2 separate regions of the Homo sapiens genome follow, and region 2 is linked to region 1. A link is an interaction called in ENCODE POLR2A ChIA-PET data of the cell type or tissue named here. Cell type or tissue: A673. All regions are shown on one strand. Each heading gives the region's core, and the rest is flanking DNA. Links, peaks and the distances in the headings are about the cores only.

The links. ChIA-PET counts read pairs that join two places held together with the same protein. Peaks named below come from ENCODE experiments on the same cell type or tissue, not always from the same donor. Only the 100,000 strongest peaks of a DNase experiment are listed, where the experiment ranks them.
Region 2: POLR2A ChIA-PET joins it to region 1 with 19 read pairs; 10 of 35 experiments call an interaction of 5 or more read pairs at or near these places.

What each region holds. Positions count from the first base shown.
Region 1 is chr22:41,423,916-41,434,719 of GRCh38, forward strand. It overlaps TOB2 (transducer of ERBB2, 2), which reads right to left. Exons shown (of 2, transcript NM_016272.4): 2 at 9,579-10,804. Among named protein-coding and RNA genes, the nearest start is that of TOB2, 17 kb to the right of the region's middle. In A673, for the core only: no CTCF peak of the experiment used is centred there; no DNase peak of the experiment used is centred there; H3K27ac peaks cover 395 bases.
Region 2 is chr22:41,553,254-41,564,057 of GRCh38, forward strand. CSDC2 (cold shock domain containing C2) reads left to right here and starts at 7,757. Exons shown (of 4, transcript NM_014460.4): 1 at 7,757-7,930. It overlaps LOC105373044 (a long non-coding RNA gene), which reads right to left and starts at 7,630. Exons shown (of 2, transcript NR_134631.1): 1 at 7,467-7,630. RefSeq lists an enhancer at 2,342-2,841 and a silencer at 3,372-3,619. In A673, for the core only: no CTCF peak of the experiment used is centred there; DNase peaks (open chromatin) are centred at 4,258 and 8,858; H3K4me3 peaks cover 272 bases; H3K27ac peaks cover 2,042 bases.

The sequences.
Region 1 (10,804 bases), core at 864-8,863:
TCTCCTGCCTCAGCCTCCTGAGTGGCTGGGACTCCAGGCGTGTACTCCTACGTCCGGCTAATTTTTTTTTTTTTTTTGAGATGGAGTCTCACTCTGTCGCCAGGCTGGAGTGCAGTGGCACGATAGCGGCTCACTGTAACCTCCGCCACCGGGGTTCAAGTGATTCTCCTGCCTCAGCCTCCCGAGTAGCTGGGACTACAGGTGCGTACCATCACGCCCAGCTAATTTTTGTATTTTTAGTGGAGATAGGGTTTCACCGTGTTGGCCAGGATGGTCTCGATCTCTTGACCTCATGATCCACACACCTCAGCCTCCCAAAGTACTGGGATTACAGTCGTGAGACACTGTGCCCAGCCTATTTCCTTTTCTTGTGAGGAGATAGGAATAGAATGGCTGTATCACATGGTAAATGTATAACTTCTTTTTGAGCCCAGGTCTCACTCTGTCATTCAGGCTGGAGTTCAGTGGCCCACTGCAGCCTTAACATCCCAGTCTCAAGCAATCCTCTCACCTCAGCCTCCTGAGTAGCTGGGACCACAGGTGCCAGCCATAACACCTCACTAATTTTTTTTTTTTTTTTTTTGAGACAGAGTCTTGTTATGTTGCCTGGGCTGTAGTGCTATGGGGGAATCTCAGCTCACTTCAACCTCTGCCTCCCAGGCTCAAGCGATTCTCCTGCCTCAGCCTCCCAAGTAGCTGGGACTACAGGCACACACCACCATGCTTGGCTAATTTTTGTATTTTTAGTAGAGATGAAGTTTCACCATTTTGGCCAGGCTGGTCTCAAACTCCTGACCTAGTGATCTGCCTGCCTTGGCCTCCCAAAGTGCTGGGATTACAGGCATGAGCCACCACGCCCAGCCCACTAATTTTTTAAGTTTTTGTAGAGATGGGGTCTTGCCATGTTGCCCAGGCTGGTCTTGAACTCCTGGGCTTAAGTGATCCTCCCACCTCAGCCTCTCAAAGTGGTAGGATTACAGGTGTAAGCCACCACGCTTGACCATTTTTTGTAGAGACAAGGTCTTCTCACTGTGTTGCACAGGCTGGTCTTGAACTCCTTGGGCTCAAACAATCCTCCCACCTTGGCCTCCCAAAGTACGGGGATCACCGGCATGAGCCACCATGTCTGGCTGTATGTTTAACTTTTTAAGAAACTTCCCGGCCAGGCGCAGTCGCTCACGCCTGTAATCCGAGCACTTTGTGAGGCCGAGGCGGGCGGATCACAAGGTCAGGAGATCGAGACTTTCCTGGCTAAACGGTGAAACCCCATCTCTACTAAAAATATAAAAAATTAGCTGGGCGTGGTGGCGGGTGCCTGTAGTCCCAGCTATTCGGGACACTGAGGCAGGAGAATGGCGTGAACCCGGGAGGCGGAGCTTGCAGTGAGCCGAGATTGCGCCACTGCACTCCAACCTGGGCAACAGAGCAAGACTCCATCTCAAAAAGAAAACAAAAACAAAAAAAAAAGAAGAAACTTCCCTTCTGGCCGGGCGCGGTGGCTCACGCCTGTAACCCCAACATTTTGGGAGGCCGAGGCAGGTGGATCCCCTGAGGTCAGGAGTTCAAGACTAGCCTAGCCAACATGGCGAAACCCCGTCTCTACTAAAAATACAAAAAAATTAAGTGATGTGGTGGCAGGCGCCTGTAATCCCAGCTACCTGGGAGGCTGAGACAGGGAGAATTGCTTGAACCCGAGAGGCAGAGGTTGCAGTGAGCCGATATCGAGCTACTACACTCCAGCCTGGGCAACAGAGCGAGACTCTGTGAAGAAAAAAAAAAAAGAAGAAACTTCCCTTCCACATTATTTTCCAAAATGGTTGTACCATTTTACATTCTCATCAGCAGTATATAAAGTTACTAATTCCTGCACATCTTCACCAGCATTTGGTGTGTACAGTCTCTTTCATTTTAGCTGTTTTAATAGGTATGTTCATTGTGGTTTTAGGCGGGGTGCGGTGGCTCAAGCCTGTAATCTCAGCACTTTGCGAGGGGTTTTACGTTTCTGCCTTCTGGAAACCTCTGTGGTTTGTTGAAAGAGTCACTTACACTTGCTGTGCCCTTGGCTTCACCCTTCACTCCTGTGCCCCTTAGTCTCACTCCTCTTTCCCCTCTCCACAGACTCCCTAAGGCCCCCTCAAATCCAGGGGTAACAAATCCAGGTGTCATGTTACCCTGCAACTCACCCTGAAGCACTTGGCATAAGTGCTGTTCCCCTTCAAATTCTTCACCTACTAGGTTGTCAACCCTCTGAAAAGCCTTCCAGGGCCACGTGGGAGCCTCGTCTGGGTGCATATAGCTCCTCGGCCGCCTCCTGCTGTGGATCTGATGTGGTGTTGAAGTATGAGACCTGGGTTTGTCTTCTCCCAGCTCTTCCACCAGTAGAAGTCCCCTCCAAGGGCAAGGCCTGGGTCTGCTCCTGCAGTGGTCCTTGCTCTGGACCTGGCATAAAGGAGGGCTCCAGGAGGGTTTGCAGTTGAATATGTGAGAGAAAGCTCTCTGTCTCTTTTTTTTTTTTTTTTTTTGAGACGGAGTCTCACTCTGTCACCAGGCTAGAGTGCAATGGTGTGATCTCGGCTCACTGCAACCTCCACCTCCCGGGTTCAAGTGATTCTTCTGCCTCAGCCTCCCAAGTAGCTGAGACTACAGGGGCATGCCACCATACCCAGCTAATTTTTTGTATTTTTAGTAGAGACGAGGTTTCATCATGTTGGACAGGCTGGTCTTGAACTCCTGACCTCAGGTGATCCATGCACCTGAGCCTCCCAAAGTGCTGGGATTACAGGCATGAGCCACTGCACCCGGCCGAGAAAGCTCTCTTATTGTCTTTGCCCCTAGCTACAGATAAGGCAACCACGGGGCAAGAAACTTACTGCGTATTGAAGAGAAAATCCCAGCTTCCTATCCAGGCTTCAGGCAGGGCCCATGCTATGGCCTGGAGCCCCCTTTGACCTCATCTGCTCCACTTGCCTCTTGCTTGCTGCTGGTCTTTTCTTCCCTGAACCCACCGTCCTGTTCCTGCCTCTCGCCCTTGGAAGTGTCTGGTCCTGCTGCTCTTCTCCCTGTTAAGCATGTGACAAGGAATCGTATGCTTCAGGTCACAGGTTGAAAGCCCCCTTCTCGGGAAGACCTGCCTTGTCTTGTCCACCCAATATAAGTGTCTACTTGGTCACTAGCCACTGTCACTGGTCGTGATTATCTTACCATCTGCCATTTTCTCATTTATTTGTTTGTTTTCAGTTAATAGAACATTGCTTCAGGAGAGCAAGGAATTTGTCTGCAGTTGCCCCTTATTTCCTCATGCCTAGCACAGTGTCCAGTGTTTATGGGGGCCCCATATTGAATGTGGAATTTTGTTTTTTTTTTGAGACAGGGTTTCACTCTGTTGCCCAGGCTGGAGTGCAGTGGCATGACCACATCTCACTTCTTCCTTGACCTCTTGGGCTCAAGTGATCCTCCCACCTCAGCCTCCTGAGTAGCTGGGACTGCAGGCATATGCCACCATGGCTGGCTAATTTTTTTATTTTTTGTAGAGACATGGGAGTCTCACCATGTTCCCCAGGATGGTCTCGAACTCCTGGGCTCAAGCAATCTTTCTGCCTTTGCCTCTCAAAGTTCTAGGATTACAAGCATGAGCCATTGCCTCAGCTGAATATTGAATGTTTAATATAATGAATCAGGCCGGGCGCGGTGGCTCATGACTGTAATCTCAATACTTTGGGAGACTGAGGCAGGCGGATCATTTGTGGTCAGGAGTTCTAGACTGGCCTGGCCAATATGGTGAAAATCCTTCTCTACTGAAAATATAAAAATTAGCCGGACATGGTGGCATGCACCTATAATCCCAGCTACTCGGGAGGCGGAGGCAGGAGAATCGCTTGAACCTGGGAGGCAGAGGTTGCAGTGAGCCAAGATCACACCACTGCACTCTAGCCTGGGTGACAGAGCGAGACTCCATCTCATATAAAAATAAAAATAGTATAGTGAATCAGGCTGGGTGAGGTGGCTTATACCTGTAATCCCAGCACTTTAGGAGGCATGAGGATCACTTGAGCCCAGGAATTTGAGACGAGCCTGGGCAACATAGTAAGACCCTGACTCTACAAAAAATTAAAAGTAAAAAATTAACTGGGTGTCATGGCTTGAACCTGTAATCCTAGCTACTCGGGAGACTGAGGCAGGAGGATTGCTTGAGCCTGGGAGGTCACAACTGCAGTGAGCCATGATCATGTCACTGCACTCCAGCCTGAGTGACAGAGGAAGGAAGAACCTGTCTCAAAAAATAATAATAATAATAATAATATAGTGAATCAGGGCAGAGCTAGAAAAACAACCCAGGTGTCTGGGCCTCTGGGCCAAGACTCTTCTCCTGTCTGGACTTCCCAGCCCTGCCACAGCGCGGCAATAGTTTGACTAGGTTTTTGTGTCTTGGGTTGGGGGGGTCCCACCTGATGGCATATGGTTCTGCCCAGGGCTCAACCTATCATTATTTCCTCACATCTTTGGGAAAAGTGCCACCATACAGGGTCCTCCTAGGGCCCTCCACAGGGCTCAGGAGCCAGTGGGGCAAGAAGAGGTGCAGGCACAGGGACCATCTTGAATGGCCTAGCTGGACAGGGGCCTAGCCTGACTGTCCCCTGTTGTACAAATGGGACAGATGTCAAGAGGGGTTCAAAGTTACACAGTGAATTGGCAGCTTCAAGGACCTAGAACCTACTTCTCTCTGATAGTGAAATTCCCCAAATTAAAAATTCAGAGAATTGGCCGGGCGCGGTATCTCACACTTGTAATCCCAGCTCTTTGGGAGGCTGAGGTGGGCGGATCACCTGAGGTCAGGAGTTTGAGACCAGCCTGGCCAACATGGCGAAACTCTGTCTCTACTAAAAGTACAAAAATTGGCCAGGCATGGTGGCTCATGCTTGTAACCCCAGCACTTTGGGAGGCTGAGGCGGGTGAATCACGCCGTCAGGAGGTCGAGACCATCTTGGCTAACACAGTGAACCCCTGTCTCTACTAAAAACACAAAACATTAGTTGGGTGTGATGGCACGCACCTGTAATCCCAGCTACTCGGGAGGCTGAGGCAAGAGAATCACTTGAACTCGGGAGGCAGAGGTTGCAGTGAGCCAAGATCGCGCCACTGCACTCCAGCCCGGGCAACAGTGCAAGACTCCGTCTCAAAAAAAAAAAAAGTACAAAAATTAGCCTGGTGTGGTGGCACACACCTGTAATCCCAGCTACTTGAGAGGGTGAGGCAGGAGAATTGCTTGAGTCCAGGAGGCGGAGGCTGCAGTGAGCTGAGATCGTGCCACTGCACTCCAGCCTGGATGACAGAGCGAGACTCCATCAAAAAAAAAAAAAAAAAAAAAATCAGAACATGAGCTGGCTTATTTGCCTAGAGGCTTGGAGACCTCTGACTGGTTCCATTCTGACCATAGGCCCTGTCCAGGCAAAACTTGGGCAAGCTGGCCAGGCCTAGAGAAAGGAGAAAGGCATGCCCCTCTACCCCGACTCACTCATGGGGAGGTGGCGGTGGTGAGGACCAGAAAATGGCATCCCCTTGGCCTAGGGGCACTGAGTCAGGCAATGATGAGGGGTTCTCCTGCTGCCATGACTCACCCTCCCACCACCCACCTGTCTGCCTCTCCAGGGAGAAATTCCCGGGTTTTGGGACGGACATTGAGGGTCACGTTTCATCCCCAGACAGAAGGCTAGGCCCCTGGAGAGAAGGAGTGGGATTCAGTGTGCTTCGCGCGACACTGTCTTGCTAGGAGACAAGCAGCCTCCCACCTTGGCAGAGGGCAGGGCTGGGGCAGCCCAGGCTCTGCTCAAAGGACAGTTTTCTTTTCTTCCCCAGCCTGGTCCTGCCAGCAGCTTGGGTTTCAGTCTGTATGCTGATGCAAGGAGCATACTGGCCTGGATTGTCTGGTGGCATTTAAGGATGGACAATAATGGCCATGATGATTAAAATGATACTCGCCGTTCACCAAGTTGTTTACTGCAGGCCAGCCACCGTGCTCCGTATTTTCCACCCATCATTTCTTTTAATTTTCACAAGTAGGTACAATTATCATCCCTATTTTCTTCCTCTTTTTTTGGTCTTCTTATTTTTTTTCCTTTTTTTTTTTTTTTTTGGAGATGGAATTTCACTTGCCACCTAGGCTGGAGTGCAGTGGCGCGATCTCGGCTCAGCTCGCTGCAGCCTCTGCCTTCTGGCTTCAGCCTTCCAAGTAGCTGGGATTACAGGTGTGCGGCACCGTGCCTGGCTAATTTTTTTGTGTCTTTGTTTTTTTTGTTTTGTTTTGGTTTGGTTTTTTTTGAGATGTACCCTTGCTCTGTCACCCAGGCTGGAGTGCAGTGGCGTGATATCGGCTCACTGCTACCTCCACCTCCCAGGTTCAAGCAATTGTCCTGCCTCAGCCTCCCAAGTAGCTGAGATTACAGGTGTGCACCACCACACCCAGCTAATTTTTGTATTTTTAGTAGAGATGGGGTTTCTCCATATTGGCCAGGCTGGTCTCGAATTGCTCACCTCAGGTGATCCACCCACCTCAGTCTACCAAAGTGTTGGGATTGCAGGCATGAGCCACCACGCCTGGCTTCTTTTCTCTTTTATGTTTTGTTTTTAATCTCCATTTTCAAGGTGAGGGAACTGAGGTGCCAGGGTAGGTGGAGTGATTTGTCCGAGGTCACCTAGCAAGAGAGTGGCAGGGTTGGAATTAGAACCTGCACTTCTTTTCTTTTTTTGAGATGGAGTCTCGCTCTGTCGCCCAGGGTGGAGTGCAGTGGCGCCATATCGGCTCACTGCAAACTCCACCTCCCGGGTTCAGGCCATTCTCCTGCTCCAGCCTCCCGAGTAGGTGGGACTACAGGCGCCTGCCACCACGCCTGGCTAATTTTTTGTATTTTTAGTAGAGAGGGGGTTTCACTGTGTTAACCAGGATGGTAGAACCTGCACTTCTAAGGGAGCAGAGTCCAGCCTCTTCCCTGACCCTGACGGGTGCCCTCCTGATGGGGCTCCCTGGGGAGTGGAGGGGCCTTGCTTTGCTTCTTCTTGACTGACTGGTACTCTTTTTATTATGTATGTATTTATTTATTCATTTAGCGATCCTCCTACCTCAGCCTCCAGAGTAGCTGGGACACAGGTATGCGCCACCACACTCGGCGAATTTTTTAATTTTTTGTAGAGATGGGGTCTTCTTCTATTGCCTAGGGCTAATGTTGGACTCCTGGGCTCAAGCGATCCTCTTGCCTTGGCCTCCCAGCATGTTGGGATTACAGGCATGAACTACCGCACCCGGCCCGTACTCTGTCTTCACCTCCTCTGGGAAGCCTTCCTCAGTCTCTGGCTCTCAGGTCGCCCGTGCATACCTGTCCTGAAACTGCTTTCCCACCTGTGTTCCCAGGGCAGAGAGTGGATGCCCATGGATGGTTTGTCAAAGGAATAAATTAGCCTTTTTTGGAGGAACTGTCTACTAAAATATTCTTTCTTCCCCTGCTGCAGGGCTGGGGCCCCAGCATCCCTTTACCCCTCTAAGTCTCCCGTCCACCTCTTCAGAACCAGTGAGCGTTTGCTGAATAAATAGAGGCATGAATGTCTGAATGAGTGATTTCTGTCTATGCCATGGAGAATTTTTTTTTTTTTTTTCAAATCTGTAGTGTCTATACCTTCAGAGGGATGGGCCAGGCCAGGAAGGTGAGTCTCAGCTTCTGAGCTGGGTCTCGCCCAGGACCCTCCGCTGACAGCATGACAGGGAGTGGGAGCAGGCACCTGCCGTGTCAGGACCTTTGTCTACATGAAATAGGAATGAGCAGGTGAAGGCCATCCTGCCCCTGCTGTGGTGCCCAAGGTTGGGTGGTCAGCCCACACACAGGGATGCAGGGACAAGGTGGGCTTCTCCCTGGCAGGACGGAAGAAAGTGAAACCCCTGCAAATGGCCCTGTGTCTGGCAGGCCAGGGCCTCGTTATCCTGGATGGGGGCCTCCCTCCGCTCAACAGGCCCTGCAGAGGGGAAGTGGCCCATGGAGGGGCTGGACATCAGGCCTCCTGCAACCTGTCCAGAAGTTGGATGTTTGCCCTGGGGCCTTCCAGTTCGCAAACTTGGTTGGGGAGTGCTCAGCGTTGCCTGTTTGGGGAATGAGGGGCCTGAGGAGGCCCCTTACCCCACTGATGCCCCAGAACTGTTTGCCCCCTACCCCAGCCCAGTGGTGGCAGTAGAGGTGGCAAGGTCATCCCCTGCCACCCTTAACCTGTATCACTCTTCTATAGCAGTTATAATTGTATCAAATGCATGTGAGATGTCAACTCTGGGAAGGCAGACACTGTCTGATTTATTCTCCAGTGGACAAGAACTGACGCTGCCCAGTATCACTTGGATCAATAAATGAAAAAATCAGACACGAGTCAGAATCTTTACCATTTACTAGTTTTATGAGTCTAGGGTAATCTAAGTTGGAGCCTATTTCTTTTTTGTTTGTTTCTTTGAGACGGAGTCTTGCTCTGTCACCCAGAGCAAGTGGCGTGCAATGGCGCGATCTCAGCTCACTGCAACCTCCGCCTCCCGGGTTCAAGAGATTCTAGTGCCTCAGCCTCCCAAGTAGCTGGTATTATAGGCGCTCGCCACCACACCCAGATAATTTTTGTGTTTTTTGTTTTGTTTTTTTTTTTTTTTTAGTAGAGACGGGGTTTCATCATGTTGGCCAGGCTGTTCTCAAACTCCTGACCTCGAGTGATCCGTCTGCCTCGGCCTCCCAAAGTGCTGGGATTACAGATGTGAACCACTGCACCCAGCCTATTTCTTAACTGCAAAATGGAGACAATCCCTGTGAGGATGAACAATCCCTGTGAAAATTCAACAGGATGAGGAATGGTGGCTCACGTCCATAATCCCAGCACTTTGAGAGGGAGGCCAAGGTGGGAGGTTTCTCTCCTAGATGGGCAGCATTGATAGGCACAGGCCCTGGGAAGGGGAAAATATGGCCCGGGCCACTGGGAGATAGCAGAGCTCCTAAGGAAATCGGCCACTGGCAGAAGGGTGGCTTTCTCTGGGCTGGGCTGTCTCACTCTTAAGGCAGCTCCGAAATTGTCCAGCCCAAGAAAAGGGTTGAGAATCCAAGCACCGGGCTTTTGGATGGAACCTGGCTTAGGCAAGCTGTTCTCATCCTTGCCCACATCTAAGGATCTAGTACTAAGGATCAAGTACTAGATCTAGAGTAGGCTGGAGGCTGTCCCCGCTCTCCTCCCCCCAGGAATAGACAATTCCTAAAGAGCCATGAAGTACCCCGTTCTCCAGGCTCTGCTGCCACCACCAACTGGCTAAGGGAACTGGAGCGGTTTCTAACTTTGTGGAACCTGTTTCCAGTGTAGAAAAGCATCTGCGGTAGCAAGCACAATGATGTATCCTGTGTTGATGGGATGGATAGGTGGTCAAGAAGGGGCACCAGGACAGTTATGTCCATCCGAGGCTGTCACTGTAAGGAGGACCAATCGTTTCTTGGAGTCTGTAAGGGCTGGGCCACTCCCATTCTCTCCATCCCAAAAGGGACCCCAGAAACCAAGCAAGCCAGGAGCAGGCAGAAGGCTATTATGTATCATGCTTTTAATACAAACTTAAAAAAATCTGGAACAATAGAAACTGTACAGATTTGATCAATCTTTTTGTTTTGTTTTTAAACTAAAATCTCTAAACACACCAATGTCCCATTCCAAAATATTGCACAACATTCTGAATACAAAACCCTTGATTGTATTCCTCCTTCACTAAAGAAAAAAGTTCATGACCCTGCTCCCCGGGCTCCTCTCCAGGCTTGCCTCAATGCCCCCTTCCCATCCCTAGGGAGAAAACTAGAGAATCTATAACTCACTGCATTGAGAAAAACACATCATTCTGGACTAACAGTTTCCATTCTTCAGAAGATAATCCACCTTTTGATTTGTTCCTGGGAAAGAGGGATAGATAGAGGATGGGGAAAGGGGAGAAAAGGTTTTATTTCTCCTCTTTTTTTTTTAAAGTTTGTTTTTCCTGAAAAAATATGTTTCTCTCATCTTTTTAAGAAAAAATCTTGAAAAGAAAAAAATTATGTTTTTTACGTTAGAAATATACATATATTATATACCTCTTACATTTTACAAATGTAGCAAATTATTCAATACAAACGGACACCAAAAAATGTAAAAAATAAAAAAAAGTTTTCCTACGAAACCAGGTAAATTAGTGCAGATTTCTGTTTTTGTATTCTTAAAAAAAATAAAATTGAAGCAAAAATGCCTAGATTTGAGACAAGACAGACTGAACTGGGCCCAAGAGCGCAGCACTGGAGTCATGCTCCTGAACACACATTTTTCTTCGTATTTCAAAAGACACAAAGGGGTTGGTCTCCCCTCTCTCCCTACATGTGAGAAACAAGCCGACCTGGTGTGGGTGGGTGCCTGTGTGTGTGGATGGGAGGAGGGCTAGAAGGGGATGTAAGGCAGCATCCAACCTTTCCCAGAGAGAAGCTATCTGCTGGGTCTGTCACCTGTGTGGGAGCCGAGGATGAGGGAAACAAAGGGTGGCCCAGACTGGGCTGGCCCCTGAGAAGTCTAGGGGAACAGATGGTGCTGGGCTGAGAAGCCAGGACATTGCCTGCCGGGGGAGGTAGAGCTGGTGCCTACTGCAGGGAGAGGAGGCTGGCAGTGCTGGCCTGGGCTGGACCCACTGCCATAACAGTTGCCTACTTGGGGTCCCTGGGTAGGATGGAGTGGGTGGGGTGCCAGGGGCTTTGGTGCTTTCTGGTGATTGGGACCCTGATGCCAAGTGCCCACTTTG
Region 2 (10,804 bases), core at 1,046-9,045, 130 kb after region 1:
CAACCTTTCTCCATCAACTCCACTGCCATTTTTGGGTCCCAGCCACCCTCAATCCTCCCCGGGCCATCGCAGCAGCCCCAGTACAGGTTTCCAGGTTCCTGTCCTCACGCCCTGCCGCCTACAGGCAACACAGAAGCCAGAGAATTGCTGTTTCAGTGTCAGTCAGGAATTTTCTCTCTTCCCCTGCAGACTGTGCAACACCCCATCTCCCTAGAGGAAAAAGCCCAGGCCTCAGGATGGCCTTCACAGCCCTTGGGGTCCCCCTGCCCCAGGACTCCTCCAACCTCATGCCCCACTCCTCCGCCTGGCGGCTGTTTTTCAGACACCCCAGACCCACCCCCACTCAGGTCCTCCACCTGTGCCGTTTCCTCTCGCTGAACACCCTTCCAGTCACCTCCTCCAGCTCCTTGCTGTAACGTCACCTTGGTGAGGCTTGCCCTGGCCCCCTGTTTTATTTTTGTTTATTTATTTTGTAGAGACAAAGTCTCATTATGTTGCCCAGGCTGGTCTTAAACTCCTGAGCTCAAGCGATCCTCTTGCCTCAGCCTCCCAAAGTGCCAGGATTACAGGTGTGAGCTACCAAGCCCAGCCTTGACCCCCTGGTTTAACCACTCACCACCATCCCCACACTTCCCTGTTTAATTTTCCCTGGCATTGCCTAGGCTAGCATTCCTAGTCTTCCAACATGACATTATTTATTTATTAAGCTATTTTTGTTTGTTAGGCTTTTTTTTCTTTTTTCGACAGGTCTTGCTCTGTTGCCCAGCAGAGTGCAGTGAATTCCTGGGCTCAAGGAATCCTCCTGTCTCAACCTCTCCAGTAGATGGAACTATAGGCACTTGTCACCATGTCCAACTTTTTTTTTTTCTTTTTGAGATGGAGTCTCGCTCTGTCACCAAGGCTGGAGTGCAGTGGCACGATCTCTGCTTACTGCAAGCTCCGCCTCCTGGATTCACGCCATTCTCCTGCCTCAGCCTCCTGAGTAGCTGGGATTACAGGCACGTGCCACCACTCCTGGCTAATTTTTGTATTTTTAGTAGAGACAGGGTTTTGCCATGTTGGCCAGCCTGGTCTTGAACTCCTGACCTCGGGTGATCCACTCGCCTCAGCCTCCCAAAGTGCTGGGATTACAGGCGTGAGCCACCGTGCCTGGCCTTATTTATTTGGGTACTTTTAAAACCTCTCTCACACACCTATAATCCCAGCGCTTTGGGAGGCCGAGGTGGGCGGATCACAAGGTCAGGAGATCGAGACCATCCTGGCTAACACGGTGAAACCCCGTCTCTACTAAAAAATACAAAAAATTAGCCGGGCATGGTGGTGGGCGCCTGTAGTCCCAGCTACTCGGGAGGCTGAGACAGGAGAATTGCCTGAACCCGGGAGGCGGAGCTTGTAGTGAACCGATATTGCGCCACTGCACTACTCCAGCCTGGGTGACAGAGCGAGACTCCATCTCAAAACAACAACAACAACAACAACAAAAGTCCCTGCATGGAGGCCAAGGCACAGGCAGAAGTGCCACTGGGAAAGGAGATTCTAGAAAAGGCCTAAACACTAGACATCCTGGGCCAGGTGCGGTGGCTCACACCTGTAATCCCAGCACTTTGGGAGGCCGAGGCTGGCAAATGACTTGAGGTCAGGAGTTCAAACCAGGCTGGCCAATATGGTGAAACTCCATCTCTGCTAAAAATACAAAAATTAGCCAGGTGTGGTGGCAGGTGCCTGTAATCCCAGCTGCTCAGGAGGCTGAGGCAGGAGAATCGCTTGAACCCAGGAGGTGGAGGTTGCAGTGAGCTGGGATTGCACCGTTGTACTCCAGCCTGGGTGTCGCAGCAACTCCATCTCAAAAAATAAAAATAAAAATAAAAACCACTAGACATCCAGATGTCACCCAGGATGCTGCTCCCTGGTTTGGCTTGGGCCAAAAGTGAAATGCAGAGAGTCACCAGGTATTTGGTGAGGGCCTCAGAGGCCCTCCTATAGGGTCCTGTGCTCTGGGGGGACTGACAGGAAATGGAAATAGACACGTAGGGAGATCATTCCAGGTGGTGCCATTGAGAGGGTCACATGGATAACATGATGGGGCATAACTAGAGACCACTGCCCTCACCAGGGCACCAGCTATAGCTTTGTTCAGAAGGTGAGGACGAAGGGGAACCCTCAGCATTGAGAAGGCTGGAGGCCTATGGCCCAGAGGGCCCAGGAGTGTGTGTGAATGGATGGATGGCTGAGGGAGACTTGGCTCACAGCCCAGACCAGCCCTGGAGCAGCCAGGAGACAGACTGCTACCCCAGCCTCAGGATCTCAGGGCAGGGTGCGGGGGAGGTTGACTGGGCCAGAGCCCGCTACCCATCACAGAGAGCTACTCCCACGGACCTGGGAGGAATTCTGGAAGGAGTCTGAGCAGCAGCTGCAGAAGGAGACCCTGCCCCACGGCCCAGGGACCTCAGCTGGGGGAACCCCCTCACCTCCCCCATTCTTCTGCCTGCAGTGATTGCTACCCCAGACAAGGGTGCCAAGCTCTGAAGCCTGCTGGCCACAAAGAGGCTCTGCCAGGTTGCCAGCTATGCTGTTTGTTGGCAGAAGCATGTCATTCTTTCCCCTCTCATTTCAGATGAGGAGCAGACCTCTCATCAGGTCCCCCAAATCCCATACGATGTGGCTGCTGCCCTTCTCCTACATGCTGTTCCAGCCACATCTGCAATCGTAAGTTGCTTGAATGTGCAGAGTTGTTTCTCCCCTCTGGGTGTTCCCTTCCCTGCCTTTTTTTTTTTTTTTTTTGAGAGGGAGTCTCGCTCTGTTGCCAGGCGGGAGTACAGTGGGGTGATCTTGGCTCACCGCAACCTCTGCCTCCCGGGTTCAAGCGATTCTCCTGCCTCAGCTTCCCGAGTAGCTGATACTACAGGGACACGCCACCACACCCAGCTAATTTTTGTACTTTTAGTAGAGACGAGGTTTCACCATGTTCGCCAGGATGGTCTTGATCTCTTGACCTTGTGATCCACCCACCTCGGCCTTCCAAAGTGCTGGGATTACAGGTGTGAGCCACCACACCCAACCCCCTTATTTTTTATTTTTGTAACTTGTGATTCTACATTTGTCTGTGGATTTTGTATCATCTGTATCATTTGTAGATGAGATGCGAGCTCCATGAACTCAAGGAGCTCACCTGCGTTGTCTGCCGCTGTCTTCCTGGAGCCTTGGCCATCTGGTACATGGTAGGCAGGCAATAAATATTTGCTGAACGTATGAATGAATGCACAAATGATGTGGTCAGATCTGCAGGAAAAGATCTTCCCTGGCAGAAGGGTGGTAGTCGGATTGGAGGAGACAAGTGGGAGACAAGGAGAGAGGAAGGAAGGACCACTCTGATTTACTGAGTCCAGGTTGGAGGTGAGTCCCACTGTAGGGGAGATGGGCATCTAGGGGATTGAAAAGACATTTCAAAGACAGTGTGGCATGGCAGGAAGAATAGGAATGTAATGAAGCCAGAATCTCTGTGTGTGTGTGTGTGTGTGTGTGTTTGAAACGGACTCTTGCTCTGTCGCCAGGCTAAGAGTGCAGTGCCGCGATCTTGGCTCGCTGCAACCTCCGCCTCCCGGGTTCAAGCGATTCTCCTGCCTCAGCCTCCCGAATAGCTAAGACTATAGGCACTTGTCACAATGCCCAGCTAGTTTTGTACTTTTAATAGAGACAGGGTTTCACCATGTTGTCCAGGATGGTCTCGATCTCTTGACCTCGTGATCCTCCCGCCTCAGCCTCTCAAAGTGCTGAGATTACAGGCATGAGCCACCGCGCCTGGCTGAACCTCTGTGTTTTAATACCAGCTCCATCACCAGCTGTGATGCTCTGTGCCTGAGCATCCTCATCATCTTGTCACACGGCACCAACACCTTAGAGGTGTATGTATCTCAAAGGGATGTGGATTCAATGCCACATAGGTCCAGGCCTGGCCACCACAGGTGGGCTGACCGTCGATAACAGGAGTGAGAATTGTAATTCAGGTGGAATCAGTAGTCGCAGGGGCTATTTGGCTCTAACCCACCTCTTCGGCTTCTCCAAGGCAAGGGAGGCTTTCGAGGAGATGAGCTTTTGAATTCTCAGCTTTTCACAAAAATAGCCTCCACGCCGGAGCCCCTGGTTTCAGCCAGACGATTTCTTTGTTACTCAGCTGCTGGTGGGTGGGTGGGTGGGGCTGCGGCTGCTCTCTTCCTGAATGAACAGCTGTGCCCTCTCATCGCCGGCTCAGGAATAATCATAACACTGCTTCAATGCTCGGCCCAGCCTCCTTCATTCACTGCTCTCTGGCTGCCTGGCAGCTCTGGGCACATGTTCAACAGCCCATGGGAGGGGCCAAGAGAAAGGAGACTGGACGTGAAGGGAGGGGTCAGGGCCTTGGCCACAGCAGCCGGGCCTCAGCCTCCTGAGAGCTGGCCTCCGGGACCCTGCCTCATGTTCCGCATTCCCTTCCCTCACCCTGTACCCTGACACTGCCTCCTTTCTGTTCCTCCGCCACCCCAAGCTCATATACAGCCAAGGGCCTTCCAACCTCCCGAGCTTCTTCCCTCTCGATGTCTTCTCTCTAGGTCCTGACAAGCTGGGTCCCGAGGTCACCTGGAGTGCAGAAATGTCCGCCCAGCCACTCCCCCTCTGCTGGCCAATCAGCTTATAACCCATCACTCAAACAACATGGGGGCCCCCGGGAGAAGGGCCAGCCTGGGCATCCACATTCCAGCTCAAGTCCTGATGCCAGTTCTGGTTGGCCAAGCCTGGGCCAGAGGTCCTACAGACCAAGAGAGGGGAGAGGTGATTCCCCAGGTGACAACATCAAGGCAGTTCCCAGCAAACAGGATAGTAAGGGTGGCCAGGGAAAACTGCCAGCGTCCACCATGGCTCCAGCGCTTCTGCTGGGAGGGCAGGTTGGTGTGTTTGAAAAACATAGGTCCACCGGGCGCAGTGGCTCATGCCTGTAATCCCAGCACTGTGGGAGGCCAAGGTGGGCGGATTGCCTGAGGTCAGGAGTTCGAGATCAGTCTGGCCAACATGGTGAAACCCTGTCTCTACTAAAAATACAAAAAAAGTAGCCGGACGTGGTGGCGTCCTCCTGTAATCCCAGCTATTCAGGAGGCTGAAGCAGGGGAATTGCTTGAACCAGGGGTGTGGAGGTTGCAGTGAGCCAAGATCGCACCACTACACTCCAGCCTGGGCAACAGAGCAAGACTCCGTCTAAAAAAAAGAAAAAAAAGAAAAAAAAAACATAGGTCCAGAGATCAGGCTTGGGGCCTCTGCTCCAGCACTCCTCCACTTCGGAGCCGCGTGACTCAGTGGAGCCCCACGAGCTCTCTGAGCTGTTTCCTCATCCCACCGAACCCGATAGAGCTGTCAGAAGAAGCAGGCAAGGGGCTAGGCGCAGTGGCTCATGCCTGTAATTCCAGCACTTTGAGAGGCCGAGGCAGGTGGATCACCTGAGGTCAGGAGTACAAGACCAGCCTGGCCAACATGGCGAAACCTCATCTCTACTAAAAATACAAAAATTAGCCAGATGTGGTGGCACATGCCTGTAGTCTCAGCTACTCAGCAGGCTGAGGCACGGGAATTGCTTGAACCCGGGAGGCAGAGGTTGCAGTAAGCTGAGATCACACCACTGCACTCCAGCCTGGGCGACAGAGTGAGACTCCGTCTCAAAAAAAAAAAAAAAAAAGAAAGATATTATTGCTGGAGGAGAGGAAGGCAAAGAAGAAAGAAGAGACGATGTTATCCCAGCACTTTGGGAGGCCAAGGTAGGAGGATCGCTTGAGGCCAGGAGTTTGAGACTAGCCTGGGCAACATAATGAGACCCCATCTCTATAAAAATTTTTTGAAAACTTAGCCAGGCATGGTGGTGCACCCCTGTAGTCCCAGCTACTCATGAGGCTGAGGCGGGAGGATCATTTGAGCCCAGGAGTTGGAAGCTGCAGTGAACTGTGATTGAGCCACTGCATTCTAGCCTGGGTAACAAAGCAAGACCCTGTTTCAAAAAAGAAAAAATAAATAAATAAAAAGGAGGAAAGAGAGAGGAGAATTTAAAGGGGAAGGGAGGCTCCTCTGGGTAGAGTTCTCAGGTGGGGCTGTGAAATAAAATCAGAACCCTGGCTGGGCGCGGTGGCTCACGTCTGTAATCCCAGCACTTTGGGAGGCTGAGGTGGGTGGATCACGAGGTCGGGAGATCGAGACCATTCTGGCCAACATAGTGAAACCCTGTCTCTACTAAAAATACAAAAAAATTAGCTGGGTGTGGTGGTGTGTGTCTGTAGTCCCAGCTACTCAGGAGGCTGAGGCAGGAGAATCGCTTGAACCCGGGAAGCGGAGGTTGCAGCGAGCTGAGATCAAGCCACTGCCCTCCAGCCTGGGCGACACAGCAATACTCTCTAAAAAAAATAATAATAATTCAGAACATCCCCAGGTAACCACAGGCAGCATTTCTCAACAGTCTCTCCTGCAGAACCAGAAACCCAGACTGTCTGAGCCTGATTGTCCTGAGAGGTTCTGGAAGGGCAGGGGCGTGTGGTGACACTGGGTGCTCCTGGGTTCCAGTACCTCTCTAGCCAGTTGGAAGAATATAGGCAAGTCAAGTCCTTCCTCCTCCCTGAGCCTCTAATTCCTCACCGGTAAAGTAGGGATGATAAAAATAAATTATTAAATTGTTGTGAGGTTTCAATGAGGGCAAAGCTTGCTGCCTGAAACAGAGCAAGCTCTTGTGGCGTCTTAGCTATTTGTATTAGTTACTTGTATTTTTCTCTGCGGTTTCCCTTTTAACTCCCACCTCCTTTTTATTTTAAAAAGACTCCTTTTGAAAATGCCAGCCTGCCTCAGTAGTACCAGGAGACACCAGGGAAAGGCTTCCTTCTTTCCAAGCTGAGGCTGAGAAGGAATGGGAAGAACGAAGAGAAGCACCTTTGTGGAGGCCTCCTCCAGCTGGCCCTGGGTTTAGGAACATCACACACTCAACCTCCAAAGGCCCTCAGGGGCTGGCCCAAGGTCACACAGCTTGACAGTGCGGAGCACTTCGAAGCCAGGGCGTGTGGTGTAGAACAGGCTGGGTGCCTGAATTCAATCAGCCCTCTCTACTTCTCTACTCAGAGCCTCCCAGGCTGTGGGGTGTTCACCTGTGCACCTTCAAGCCGATCACTTCCTTGGGGTCCTCGTCAATTCAATTCCATGGAAATATTACAAGGGGTAGACAGAGATGAGCCGTGTCAGTGTCTGTACTAGCAGAGGGCAGGACCACTGAGCGTCCGGAGGGGAGACGAGTGTCTGGGTGTCCCTGGGAACCTGGCTTGTCTCGACCCCTCTGGGGGGCTCCTCTTGGCTCTGACCTCCATTCTCCCAGACTCACCCCCACTCATGCCCACCCACCCCGAGGGGCCCCCCAGTGTGCACTCACACACTCACACTCAAACTCACCACCCCACTTGCTCTCTAATTACCAGGAACGTGGCGCTGTCTCAGGTTCTTCCTCCCCTGCATTCCTCAGCAGCTGCCCTCACTGGGCAGGGCAAATTATACCGTGGCCCGACCATAAAAGCCACTTTCCAAAAAAAGAAGCTTTAAGGCCCCCGAGAGACGCAGCTGAGCCTCTCACCTGGCAGTGCCTGACTCAGGAGGTGATGTCTGGGCCATGAGCCACAGAGCCTGGTGTCCCTTTAAGCAGGGAGTACAAATTCTCATCCCTCCCTCCTGCTCTCCCTGACGTCAGCTGGAAGGCGTGTGAGTGAGTGAGGGGCTGAGGTACCGCCCGCGCGAGCACACACAGACACACACACACACACACACACACACACACACACACATCTTCCAGACCCATCCCCTGCCTGCCAGCTCCACGAGCCAGAGAGAGACAGAGCGCGGACGCCGCAGGAGGCAGTGCCTGGACCCCAGCTGCCCAGGAGAGGTGAGGGGCTAGATGGGGCCTGAGGACACTGTGCCAGAAACTGTGGCTTTGGCCAGGCCGAAGGAGAGAGGTACAACGTGAAGGTGGGGGCTGGATCAGCCCAGTTCAGCTTACAGATAGGGTGTTGGGGGTATAGAGGATACCACCTGTCTCTCCCTCCCTCATTCTCTCCCCGTGACCCCCAAATGAGGTGAGGCCGTGTGGCTCCCGTGGGAGCATGTCTGTGTCTGTGTCTGTGTCTGTGTCTGGGACCTGCGTCTGGCTCAGGAGGCAGAGAGCAGCAGATACCTGCCAAGCCGCAGCCTCCTGTCTGGGAAGCAGCGGGAGAGAGGACCGCCTTGACCAGAGAAACCCCAGTGCCGCTTCCAGTTGCTGAAAGCAGAGTGCAGCAGGGACCCTTGCTGGTCCTTCCCCTGGAATGTTGGGCTGGGAAGGGACCGGCTGGGAAAGGCAGACAGTTGGACCTGGAGCAGCTGTCTTATCCTGACTCTATTTTTTCCCCAGTGTGATGGGGATAATTGTGTTAGTTGGCTTAGAGAGGTGGCTCCGTGTGGTTATTCTCTTCCCCCAGGTACCACCCCACCCCGAGCCCTTGCTTCTTGCCTGCCTGCTGGTCTGCTCTGACCTCCACCCTTGCCAGGGCACAGCCCCCGGAGGGCAGGGGTGATAAGTCAGGGCCTGCCAGGCCTCTATCTTGGGATACAGGGACTTAGGGTGGCCTTGGCTGGTGCCAAGCCCATGAATGGCCTGACCCTGGCACAAGGAGTCCAGGCGGAGATAAGGGGCGACGCTGGCACCCACAAGGAGACAGCAGGTTCCTGCCAAGCTGCCAGCCTGCAGGCTCTTCCCAGGGAGAGGGGAGGGGGACACAGAGCGAGAACAATAATAAATACAGAGTGTGAACTGCTGCATCCACTGGGGCTGGGGTAGGAGAGGAGGAAGTATGCCCAGTGGGGGGTGGGCAACCTCTCTGAGAGCCTGGCATCATGCTGCCTGGCTGTGATCCGGCAGGGGCCTCTCCCTGGGAAAGGGGGTCTCCAGCTTTCTGGGGGATGGGGAACTGGTTTCCCAAACCTGACTCCATCCCAGAGTCCTCTGGACCCTCCAAATTCTGAATGTTTCCTCCTCCCAGCTTTGCCCTGCCGCCCCCCATTTCCTTGAAGTCTTCTCCAAAAATGTCTGTTTTCTGTGTCTGCCCATCTTGACCCATCCTCACCCCCTTCAAAAAAAAAAAAAAAGACAGGTATAGACAGGAACTGCCTGCCCGTGTCCTGGGAAAGGCCAGAGGACAGTTTTGGCCACAGATGGCTCTCCCAGGCTTGGAGAGACATGGCTAGGCAATGTTCACGGATGCGCAGGGGGATTCCCTGAGGGGGACTTGGGGACACTCTCAGATGGCTGGTGGGGAGGGGACACCTGCCAGCCAGTCTGGAGTAGAGCCCCCTAGGGGGTAGAGGGCGCTCAGGACCTGGCTGAGCCAGTCATGTCCACGGTCACAACTGGGGCAGCCAGGACCCAGAGCCTTGTAGGAATGGGGCTTGGGGCAGTTCAGACCTTTGTCCATGCTGAGCAGCAAAATGGGAGGCTAAAAGTAGTAGGGAGCTCTTCTGCCCCACAGCCAGCAAAATGACACTCCTGGGCTGGGGGGCTGGCATGGCACACCAGAAAGCTGTGGGGTCACACTGATTGGAGTTCAAGTTCAGATGCTGTATGTATGTATGACTTTGACCAGTCTATTCCTCTCTCTAGGGGGTCTCAAAATGGGAAAGTGACTTGCCTAGGGTCGCACAGCCAAGCACAGGTGGGACTGGGGTGCGTATTTGGCTCTCCCAGTGCCGTCCTGGTTTCCCCACCACCACCCAAGCCACAGAAGCCCAAAGGCCTTAACCACAGCAGTTCCCCAGGGCAGCCTGGGCATGTGACAAGGAGGACTACAGGGTCTCTTAAATAATTAAGCTCAAGTATTGGCTGGGGCAGCCCTCATGCACAGACGCAGGCACACAGGCTGTGTGGGGGAAGGACCAGGTTTAATCAGGTCACCTCAGGCTGCAAGAGCAGTTCAGGCACTGATGTATTTTAAGGAGCATCTGGGAGGCTGGGGGAGGGGGAGGAGCCAGGGAAGTGTCAGCTCCTGCCCGGGGGTCCTGAGTTTGTTTTCTCACTCTCCCAGGGCCCACCATGCACAAGCTCCCGATGTTCGGGAAGCCCTTCCAGCGTCATCCTTGTGTTCCCCGTCCTTTCTATTTTTAAACCACCGTACCCATTCCTCCCATCTGCTCCCCTGTGATGGGGGCTTGGGGCTGGGACATTTTTATTGGGGGAGTTGTTTTTAAGCTTAGCAGAGTTGGTGAGTGACTCACCCAAGGTCATGGTCTGAGTCAGCGCAAAGCCAGAAATAAAAGCCCCAGTCCTGGCTCCCCAGGAATTCCACACCCGACTCCTCCTTCTCCAGGGGAGGGTGGGCGCCACCCTCAAGGAATGGCTGGTCTTCACCTCCCCAGACATCTCCAGAGGGCAGATATGCTGCACCTGACCTGCTGTGAGAGCTCAGCGAGGCTCTTCACCTCTCTGAGCCTCAGTTTACTCTTTAGAAGATGGGTGTACTAAGCCAGGCGCAGTGGCTCATGCCTGTAATCCCAGCACTTTGGGAGGCTGAGGCGGGCGGATCACGAGGTCGGGAGATCGAGACCATCCTGGCTAACACGGTGAAACCCCGTCTCTACTAAAAATACAAAAAAAAAAAAAGAAAAATTAACCGAGCGTGGTGGCGGGCACCTGTATTCCCAGCTACTCGGGAGGCTGAGCCAGGAGAATGGCGGGAACCTGGGAGGCGGAGCTTGCAGTGAGCCGAGATCGCACCACTGCACTCCAGCC